2 separate regions of the Homo sapiens genome follow, and region 2 is linked to region 1. Evidence: chromatin loops called from intact Hi-C (ENCODE). Cell type or tissue: natural killer cell. All regions are shown on one strand. Links, peaks and the distances in the headings refer to the core of each region. The heading gives the core; the rest is flanking DNA.

Region 1 (5,371 bases), core at 279-5,278:
CCTCCACCTTGCTCTGTGGCGGGCCAAGTCTTCTGCTGACCCTGAGAGGAGTCTCTGGGCCCCATCTCCCAGGGAGGAGGGCAGCAAGCAGGCTGCTGTGATTGGCTGGCAGGGAAGCCAGGGTACTGGGGCCCCCGACTGCTGTGAGTCGAGGAACAGGATTCCTCTTCCTGCCAAGTAGCTCAGAGATGGGAGTAGGAGGCCAGAGTTGGGAATCCAGGAGGCGCCACAGCTCTTTGTGATGAATCTGGTAGTTTTTGGCAAGTCTGAAGGTGGAGCTAGTTTCCAGGGCCAGAGAGCAAGATGTTTTTGGAGGGGTTGGGGCTGGAAGGTAGAAGGGGAACTTCCTTTTTGTGAAAAGATGGAGGTGGTTTGTGTGCCCACGTATGAGGGTTTTTCAGTACAGGCAAAAAGTACTCTTCCCTCTGCCTGAGCTGGGGGTGGAGTGCCCAAAAGACTTCCTAGAAGGTCAAGGTTGGAAGGGACCTCTGAGAACTCCAGTTGGTCCAAATCCGTGTGCAGCAGAGGAGGCTGAGGCCCAAGGAAGGAGGGCAAGGTCCTGCCTCAGCATCGCACTGAGCAGATGAGTGTAGAACCTGGGTCTTCTAGCTAGACCAGGTTGCCTTAAAAGTCAGGAATGTGATGGCCGCTGCCACCTACTGAAGCTAAGCACTCCCAGGGGTGTGTTCTCCACCAGTTAACACTGGGATTCTCTGGTTGCCTGGATATGGGGAAAGGTGGCCACTTTCCCTCAAACACAACCCCTTGCCTCCCCATAGGGAGAGTCCCACTCCCAGTTGCCTTCCAGATGCTTCCTTAGAAGCTGAGTCCCTTCTGTTTACTGCTGAGTTAGGAGTTGGCTCCTGGGACATGCACTAGGGGTAGCGTTGTAATTTATCTGTCTCACTTCTGGCTCCAGGCCAGGCTATTTTCTCTGGGGCTCTGTGAGGGTAGGGGTTGATTTGAGAGGCTGACACCTAAGCTGGGGCCAAGAGAGAGACAGCTGTGGCTGGGGCCTGGAAGAGGTTGGGTGGGGTTGCCATTTCTGCCTCAATAAGGAGTCAAACCCACAAGTTCCTTCCTGAGATAAAACAATGAAGAAATCCTCATGTGTGCAACTCAGAAATGGGGCCAGGTCTGGGAACCCATGACGAGTGGACTGGGGTGGAGCTCCCAGCCTTCTCCCGAGACCTAGTACTGGCAGGTAGGCTTGGGTAGGTGAGGATAGGGCTTGATCCCTCTGGAATCATTTGGAGCCATCCTGTCTGGCTTGGCCTCTACCTATCCTCCTGAAAGTCAAGTGGCATGGGGCACTACGGGTTCCAGCTAAAGGGGGTGGGGTGGGGTGCTATACCTCAGGACCCATCCCTGATATCCTACCAAGGGGATGTGGCTTGGGTTGGGCAATCTCCCCTTTGAGGAACCTGAGAAAAGGCTCTGTGGCTGTCATTGGAGGAGTCATACTCCCTTCTGTTGATTCAAGAAGTGTGGACTTGGCTGGGATGCAGAGTTGCAGGGGAAGCTAGTGGTGATCTCCCCTTTCACAAATCCTTGGGGTTGAGAGAGTCTTTCTGCTTCATCCCAGAAGAGAGCCCAGTTCATGGTGATGCTGTGGTATCTGCTGCTTCCGTCTTTCAGCCCTGGCTGGAGAAATCCTCAGAGCCCTGAATGAAGTCAGGAGAAGGCCTGGATTATTGGCCCCTTAAACATAACCAGACAGGATTAAAAGGGATAATCCATGTAAAGCATGTTGTCCTGGCACCTAGTAAATGATCAGTAAGTGCTCAAAGCACATGCCTCCTCCTCTTCCCTGCCTTGAACTCCATGGTGCCCGGCCTTAAAATCAGAAACAGAACTGGGGTCTTGGGCTTTAAAAGTTTGATGGGCTTCCCTGCCTGAGACTTTGAGACTTCTGCTTTGCTCCCTCCTCTTCACTTCTCCAGCCACTGACCCCACCCTTTCCCCGCTTTTTCAGGACTGGGAGGTGCTGGTCCTAGGGAAGCTCAAGTGGGACCTGGCTGCTGTGATTGCACATGATTTCCTGGCCTTCATTCTGCACCGGCTCTCTCTGCCCCGTGACCGACAGGCCTTGGTCAAAAAGCATGCCCAGACCTTTTTGGCCCTCTGTGCTACAGGTAAGAGCCCTATGCACATTTTTGCCAAATTGGAAAAATCAGAAGACTTATAAGGGTGAGAGGTAACTGAAGATTCTGGTTTATACTGTCAAAATTCCTTTGTGAAAATTATACCCCCTCTGAGCCCCCAGTCTCAATGCAGAAAAGCAGGTTATAATCAGCTATATGGGATCTCAGACCCCTCCAGTTTGTAGTGGGGACACTGAGGGTATAGAGAGAAGTGACTTGCCCAAGGTCTCACAGTGAACAGGTTGGGAACAGAACCCCAGTCTCTTGGCCCTAGTTGTGTTCCCATACTAGGGAGTGTCTTGTCTATTCCCGGGACCTATGGAAACTGGCAGTTGGTTCTGATCTCTAGGAAAGATACTCTTTCCTGTCTTCCTCCCTTGCTGATATCTTGCCCCACCCACTGCTGGAGTTTTCCAGCATGTCCTCTGCTCTACTCATGCTGCCTGGCACTTTCCAAGGAGTCGGAAGTCCATGCTGGCCGTTATCCTTCAGGTTTCCTTCTCTCATGGTTCCCTTTCCTCCTCTCCAAGATTATACCTTTGCCATGTACCCGCCATCCATGATCGCCACGGGCAGCATTGGGGCTGCAGTGCAAGGCCTGGGTGCCTGCTCCATGTCCGGGGATGAGCTCACAGAGCTGCTGGCAGGGATCACTGGCACTGAAGTGGTGAGTGCTGGGTAGCTGGGCAGCAGCCTCTCCATTCATAAAGTAGTGCTATGCCCTGAGCCTCCAGTAGAGGGAAACCTCCAACCCCAACCTGGTCCCAAGTCCTGGTTTCACAACCTTGGGGCTTTGTGGCTTTTTATCTCCTGCCTTGGTCTGGGGAAGAGCAAGTATCTTGGGTGGGGTGAAGGGCACTGGCCCTAGGGGTTCTTTTCTTGCCAAGTGGTGTGCTGGAGTGGGGGTGGGGGGTTTGGTGTCAGATGCAGGGCTGCTCTCACACTCCCTTGCCACATCCTCTTGCTAGTTTCTGAGAACTAAAGAGCGATTCCTGGGGCCGGGCTGTGGCCTAACCTCCCCAGACTTCCCCATGTGTTGGGAGCTGTCCTTCCCCTGCACCTGCTGCCAGATGCTATGGGGGGAGTGTTTGCTCCTCACTCTTCTCCCATGTTCCCAGGACTGCCTGCGGGCCTGTCAGGAGCAGATCGAAGCTGCACTCAGGGAGAGCCTCAGGGAAGCCTCTCAGACCAGCTCCAGCCCAGCGCCCAAAGCCCCCCGGGGCTCCAGCAGCCAAGGGCCCAGCCAGACCAGCACTCCTACAGATGTCACAGCCATACACCTGTAGCCCTGGAGAGGCCCTCTGGAGTGGCCACTAAGCAGAGGAGGGGCCGCTGCCACCCACCTCCCTGCCTCCAGGAACCACACCACATCTAAGCCTGAAGGGGCGTCTGTTCCCCCTTCACAAAGCCCAAGGGATCTGGTCCTACCCATCCCCGCAGTGTGCACTAAGGGGCCCGGCCAGCCATGTCTGCATTTCGGTGGCTAGTCAAGCTCCTCCTCCCTGCATCTGACCAGCAGCGCCTTTCCCAACTCTAGCTGGGGGTGGGCCAGGCTGATGGGACAGAATTGGATACATACACCAGCATTCCTTTTGAACGCCCCCCCCCACCCCTGGGGGCTCTCATGTTTTCAACTGCCAAAATGCTCTAGTGCCTTCTAAAGGTGTTGTCCCTTCTAGGGTTATTGCATTTGGATTGGGGTCCCTCTAAAATTTAATGCATGATAGACACATATGAGGGGGAATAGTCTAGATGGCTCCTCTCAGTACTTTGGAGGCCCCTATGTAGTCCGTGCTGACAGCTGCTCCTAGAGGGAGGGGCCTAGGCCTCAGCCAGAGAAGCTATAAATTCCTCTTTGCTTTGCTTTCTGCTCAGCTTCTCCTGTGTGATTGACAGCTTTGCTGCTGAAGGCTCATTTTAATTTATTAATTGCTTTGAGCACAACTTTAAGAGGACATAATGGGGTCCTGGCCATCCCACAAGTGGTGGTAACCCTGGTGGTTGCTGTTTTCCTCCCTTCTGCTACTGGCAAAAGGATCTTTGTGGCCAAGGAGCTGCTATAGCCTGGGGTGGGGTCATGCCCTCCTCTCCCATTGTCCCTCTGCCCCATCCTCCAGCAGGGAAAATGCAGCAGGGATGCCCTGGAGGTGGCTGAGCCCCTGTCTAGAGAGGGAGGCAAGCCCTGTTGACACAGGTCTTTCCTAAGGCTGCAAGGTTTAGGCTGGTGGCCCAGGACCATCATCCTACTGTAATAAAGATGATTGTGAAATAAAACTGGCTTTGGCTTCTTGGATTGGTGTGTGGGTAAGTCTATTTCTGCACTGTATGAGGTAAGGAGGTGGAAGTCAATGGTCTAAAGCAGGGATCATTGAGCCTTTTCTGTAAAGGGCTGGATATTTAGGCTTTGTGGGGTACATGGTCTCTGACCCAAATATAGTCAGTTCTGCTTTATAATGTGACCTATGCGTTCCTAAAAATCACTATGCCATGCAAAATTGCACAATAAAGACCACAGGTCTCATGGGAAAAATGGGGCTTGAAGCACAACACTCAAATGAGTGACACATTTAAAAAAAAAGGATAGCTTGGTTTTTACATATGTCAAATGGTTGAGAAATTATATCACAATAAATATGGCCTTTTATCTTGAAGACATGCACTTTGCTTTTGGAAGTGGACGTCGGAAGGGTTGCTCAACACAGGTGGGGAGATGAGTGAGGTAGCTGGTACATGTTTAGGTGTGAGTTTTGTGTACTACTTAGGCTTGGTTCAGCTAGATACAGTTTCCCATATTCACCTACTATTTCTCGAGGATGAAATCACACACAAGCAAACATGAAGTCTGCGTTATGATCAAACTGTTCCCAAATATATTAAATGGGTTGGAACAAATGCGCAATTTCGAAAGCAAATAACAAGGGTTATAGCAGGATTATACTTAAACTCTGCTGTTGTAGCACAAAACCAGCCACAGAAAACATGTAAATGGGTGAGCATGGCTGTTCCAACAAAACTATTTATGGATGCTGAAACTGGAATTTCATGTAATTCCTACCTATCACAAAATACTGTTTTAATTTTTTCCCCATTTAAAAATGGAAAAATCATTCTTAGCTCATGGGCCACACAAAAATGGGCACTTGGGCTGGGTGCAGTGGCTCATGCCTGTAATCCCAGCACTTTGGGAGGCCGAGGCGGGTGGATCACCTGAGGTCAGGAGTTTGAGA
Region 2 (5,371 bases), core at 87-5,086, 90 kb after region 1:
TCTTTCCTAGAGATGTTCCATGTGCACTTGAGAAGAATGTATATTCTGCTGTTGTTAGGTAGAGTTCTCTATATATGTCTATTAGGTCCATTTGGTGTATAATGTTGTTCAGGTCCTCTCTTTCCATGTTGATCTTCTGTCTGGTTGTTCTGTCCATTATTGAAAGTGGAGTTTTGAAGTTCTCTACTGTAATTGTGTTGCTCTTTTACCCTTCAATTCTGTCTAAGTTTATTTCATATATTTAGAAGCTCTGATGTTTGGAGCATAAATATTTATTATTGTATATCTTCCTGGTTTACCCTTTTATCATGTCATTTTTTATCTTTTATGAGAGTTTTTTATTTAAAATCTATTTTGTCTGACATTAATATAGCCACTCCTGCTCTCTTCTGGTTACCATTTGCATGGAATATCTTTTTCCAGACTTTTCAATCTATGTGTCCTTAGAGCTAAAGTGAGTCTCTTGTAGACAGCATATAGTTGGATCCTTTTTTAACTCCAGTCAATATATGACTTTACATTTAAAGTTAATTACTGGCCCAGCATGGTGGCTCCTGCCTGTAATTCCAACACTTTGGCAGGCCAAGACAAGAAGATCACTTGAGGCCAGGAGTTAGAAACCAGCCTGGGCAACATAGGGAAGAACCCATTTCTCTCTCTCTCATTTTTTTTTTTTTTTTAGACGGTGTCTCACTGGTGTTGTCCAGGCTGGAGTGCAGTGGCGCGATCTTGGCTCAATGCAAGCTCTGCCTCCCGGGTTCACACCATTCTCCTGCCTCAGCCTCCCAAGTAGCTGGGACTACAGGTGCCTGCCACTGCACCTGGCTAATTTTTTGTATTTTTAGTAGAGATGGGGTTTCATGTTAGCCAGGATGGTGTCAATCTCCTGACCTTATGATCCGTGTGCCTTGGCCTCCCAAAGTGCGGGGATTACAGGTGTGAGCCACTGCACCCGGCCAGGGAAGACCCTATTTCTCCAAAAAATATATATATATTTTTAATTAGCCAGATGTTGTGGCATGCACCCATAGTCCCAGCTACCCAGGAGGCTGAGGCAGGAGGATTGCTTGAGCCCAGGAGGTCGAGGCTGCACTGAACCATGATAGTGCCACTGCACTGTAGCCTGGGTAACAGCGTGCGAGCCTATCTAAAACAAAACATAGGCTACCAATAGGGAGGGAAGGATTTACTATTGCCATTTTGTTAATTGTTTTTGGTATATTTTGTAGCTTTTTTGTCCCTTCTTTTTTACTGCCTTTTTCGTGTTTTGTTGATTTTTTTTGTAGCGATGTATGTTGATTCTCTTCTCATTTCCTATTATATATATTCTATAGATACTTTATTTGTGTTTATTGTTGTGATTGCATAAATCATCTTTAAAGTTACAGCATTCTGTTTTAAATTGTTAAAAACTTCATTCACATACAGAAAACTACTTCTTTGGAGTTTCTGCTGGTAAATCTGGGAATGGAAACTCCCTTGTATGTGATGAATCGATTTTCTTTTGCTGCTTTGAATATGTTCTCTGCCTTTGACTTTAGATAATTTAATTATAATGTGTCTTTATGATCCTCTCTAGATTTATCCTTGTTGAAGTCCTTTGAGGTTCTTTAATGTGCATATCCATTTATCTCCTTAGATTTGGGAAGCTTGCAGCTGTTATTTCTTCAAAGAAGCTCTCTGCCACTTTGTCTCTCCCTCTTCTGAGTTTTCATAATGTGCATTTCAGAATGTGTTGTCCTGATCGTGCCCTATAAGTTCTTTATGTGCTCTTTGCCAATCTGTTTCCTTTTTGCTCCTGTGACTCTACTTTTTTTTTTTTGAGACAGAGTCTCGCTCTGTTGCCAGGCTGGAGTGTAGTGGCACGATCTTGGCTCACTGCAACCTCCGCCTCCTGGGTTCAAGTGATCCTCCTGCCTCAGCCTCCTGAGTAGCTGGGACTACAGGTGCTCACCACCATGCCCAGCTAATTTTTGTATTTTTAGTAGAAACGGGGTTTCACCATTTTGGCCAGGATGGTCTCAACCTCTTGACCTCGTGATCCACCTGCCTCGGCCTCCTAAAGTGCTAGATTACAGGTGTGAGCCACTGCACCCGGCTGACTCTACTTTCTTTTGCCTGATTAAACCTGCTATTGAACCCCTCTAATAAATTTTTCAGTTCAGTTATTGAATTTTTCAAGGTCCAGAATTTCTGTTTGGATCTTTTTCATTGTTTATCTTTTTGGTCATGGATTGTTTTCTTCATTTCATTTAGTTTTGTATCTGTGTTCTAGCTCATTGAGCATCTATAACAGTTATTTTAAATTCTTTGTCAGGCAGCTCACAGATCTGCATTTCTTTAGGGCCTGTTTCTGGAGTTATATTTTATTCCTTTAATTCAGCCATATTGCCCTGTTTATTTGTATGCCTTATAATCTCTTGCTGGGCTTTAAGCACTTAAAACAAACAACCATCTGTCCAAGTCTTTGTCTAGTGACTTTGCAGAGGAAGACCTTTACCAATTATCCTGGTTGTTGTTTCCAGGATCTCTCAACCTTTTTCTGACCTCTTGCTCCCCCTGATGTCTGCCTATGGAACTTCAGTGCTAACATCCTGCTCTCCTCTGTTTTCAGTGTCTTCTGTACTCTGGAACCTGTCCAGTCAGTATTCTGAGTCATATGAGATAGAAATCAGTCTCTCAGGAAGCCCCAGACAAGCCAGAATGTTGGACACACGGTCAACTCTTTTGTTTCTGTCCAAGGAGTAGACCCAGTATGGGGGGGGTTTCCTCCAACTTGCTCTGTGCTATGCTACATAGGAAGAAGGACATGAAAGGACATGCCAAACACTGAAATTTCCTAACCCTTTTGCTGTAATCTCCTTTTGGTTTTACAGTGGCCTGGTGCTGTAGCTTCTCAGCTCTTCTTCAGAGCTCTCACAAAGGTATTCTGGTCCATATATTGTTGTTAACACACTAAACACACTCTTGCTCTCTTGACTTTGCTCATATTGTTCCTCTCTAGGAAGGGCCTCCACACTGCCTCTCACTCATTCATTTGTTCAGTAAATAATCTGAATATCTATTTGGCCATATTGTTGGCTCTGGAAATATAGTGAAAAATGCACAGTACCTGACTTCTCTGTGTCTCTGTTGGGGAAGGATCTGTTGCTTTCTAGTCTACCATCTTGTTGATATCACTCCTCTAATGATTTTCATTTTATTTTTATTATTTTTTTCAGACAGAGTCTCACTCTGTCACCCAGGCTGGAGTGCAGTGGCGCGATCTTGGCTCACTGCAACCTCCACCTCCCGGGTTCAAGTGCTTCTCCTGCCTCAGCCTCCCAAGTAGCTGGGATTAACAGGTGCAGGCTACCATGCCTGGATGATTTTTGTATTTTTAGTAAAGGAGGGGTTTCACCATGTTGGTCCAGCTGCTCTCGACCTCCTGACCTCAAGTGATCCACCTGCCTTGGCCTCCCAAAGTGCTGGGATTACAGGTGTGAGCCACCGTGCCTGGCCATGATTTTTATTTTTAAAGCATTTTATTAAGCATTGGAGATATGAGGAAATGGTAGCTGCCCTGAAATAACTTACCTTTTGGCTGCGAAGACAAGATTTATAAATTAAAACTATCAATATTTGGTAGACTATAATAAGTGAGGGGTTTATGCCATAATCCCCAAAGAAACAATCCTGCATGTTAAAATCTCAAAAGATCAAAATCCCCTAAAGTCTAAAATCCCCAAAATCACAATCTTGAAAGATAAAAATCCTGAAAATGTAGTTCTGGAAAAAAAAAATATTTAAAAAATTATTTAAAGGACATTTACTTACTTTTTGTTTATTTTATTTTTAGAGACAGGGTCTCACTGTGTTGCCCAGGCTGGAATGCAGTGGCTATTCTCAGGTGTGATCATAATGCACTACAGCCCCAAACTCCTGGGCTCAAATGAGCCTCCTGACTCTGCCTCCCAAGTAGCTGGGACTACAGGCACATACCACCATGCCCAGCTTATTTACCTTTTTTTTTTTGAGATGGAGTTTTGCTCTTGTTGCCCAGGCTGGAGTGCAATGGCGCCATCTCAGCTTACCACAACCTCCGCCTCCTGGGTTCAAGCGATTCTCCTGCCTCAGCCTCCCGAGTAGCCACAGGTGTGCGCCACCATACCCGGCTAATTTTATATTTTTAGTAGAGACAGGGTTTGTCAGGCTGGTCTCAAACTGCGACCTGAGGTGATCTGCCTGCCTCGGCCTCCCAAAGTGCTGGGAGTACATGGGTGAGCCACCACACCTGGCCTATTTACATTTTTTAAAGGAATTTATTTGAGAAACATGTAAAAACGTAACAGAAAGCCTGTGCGCGGTGGCTCACACCTCTTATCCCAGCACTTTGGGAGGCTGAGGCGGGTGGATCATTTGAGGTCAGGAGTTCGAGACCAGCCTGACCAACATGGTGAAACAGCGTCTCTACTAAAAATACAAAAATTAGCCGGGCGTAGTGGCGTGTGCCTGTAATCCCAGCTACTCAGGAGGCTGAGGCAGGAGAATCGCTTGAACCTGGGAGGCAGAGGTTGCAGTGAGCCGAGATTGTGCCATTGCACTCCAGCTTGGGCGACAGAGTGAGACTCCATCTCAAAACACAAAACAAAACCAAAACAAACAAAAAACCCCAGAAATCTTCATAAGCTACTTTACGCAATAAAATAGGTAATATTTTTGCAAGCATAAACCCACTCACGTATATTAACAGTAGTTATACAGATACAGCGGTTATGAGCAGATGAACCATAATTCATAAAGAAATAGGTCAAAAAATGAAATGTATAAATGGATATCACTGTAGTTGGTAATTGTGTGTACCCAGCTTTATAACTGTGGTCTTCTGGAATACCATGATGGATAACGCAAGTCTTTTGATGAAATTGATCAAAACCATCATTGGCCGGGTGCGGTGGCTCACGCCTGTAATTCCAGCACTTTGGGAGGCCAAGACAGGCGGATCATGAGGTCAGGAGTTTGAGACCAGCCTGGCCAACAGAGTGAAACCCCATCTCTACTAAAAATACAAAAAACTAGCCGAGCATGGTGGCGGACGCCTGTAATCCCAGCTACTGGGGAGACTGAAGAGAATCGCTTGAACCTGGGAGGCAGAGGTTGCAGTGAGCTGAGATGGTGCCCCTCACTCCAGCCCGGGCGACAGTAGGAGACTCTGTCTCAAAGAAAGAAAAAAAAAAAGAAAGAAACTGCAACATACGCAGTTGCCTAAAGAGAAAAACAAATTTTTAAACAATCATTTAGAAAATTGTTTGCTTATTTATTTTTTATTTATTTTGAGACAGAGTCTCGCTCTGTTGCCCAGGCTGGAGTGCAGTGGCACAATCTCGGCTCC

What was found. A loop is a pair of places that touch in the nucleus more often than their neighbours do. Peaks named below come from ENCODE experiments on the same cell type or tissue, not always from the same donor. Only the 100,000 strongest peaks of a DNase experiment are listed, where the experiment ranks them.
Region 2: it touches region 1 in a loop (5-fold over the local background); 35 of 110 quality-filtered maps call a loop at or near these places.

Annotation. Positions count from the first base shown.
Region 1 is chr6:41,933,999-41,939,369 of GRCh38, reverse strand. CCND3 (cyclin D3) reads left to right here. Exons shown (of 5, transcript NM_001760.5): 3 at 1,976-2,135; 4 at 2,675-2,811; 5 at 3,263-4,418. The coding sequence ends at 3,430. Among named protein-coding and RNA genes, the nearest start is that of CCND3, 5.1 kb to the left of the region's middle. RefSeq lists enhancers at 1-275, 276-1,091. In natural killer cell, for the core only: CTCF peaks have their summits at 2,654 and 2,855 (motif pointing right); DNase peaks (open chromatin) are centred at 979, 1,439 and 2,969; H3K4me3 peaks cover 1,518 bases; H3K27ac peaks cover 3,234 bases.
Region 2 is chr6:41,844,164-41,849,534 of GRCh38, reverse strand. All of the region lies in intron 3 of USP49 (ubiquitin specific peptidase 49), which reads left to right. Among named protein-coding and RNA genes, the nearest start is that of USP49, 49 kb to the left of the region's middle. In natural killer cell, for the core only: CTCF peaks have their summits at 2,330 and 2,530; a DNase peak (open chromatin) is centred at 2,564.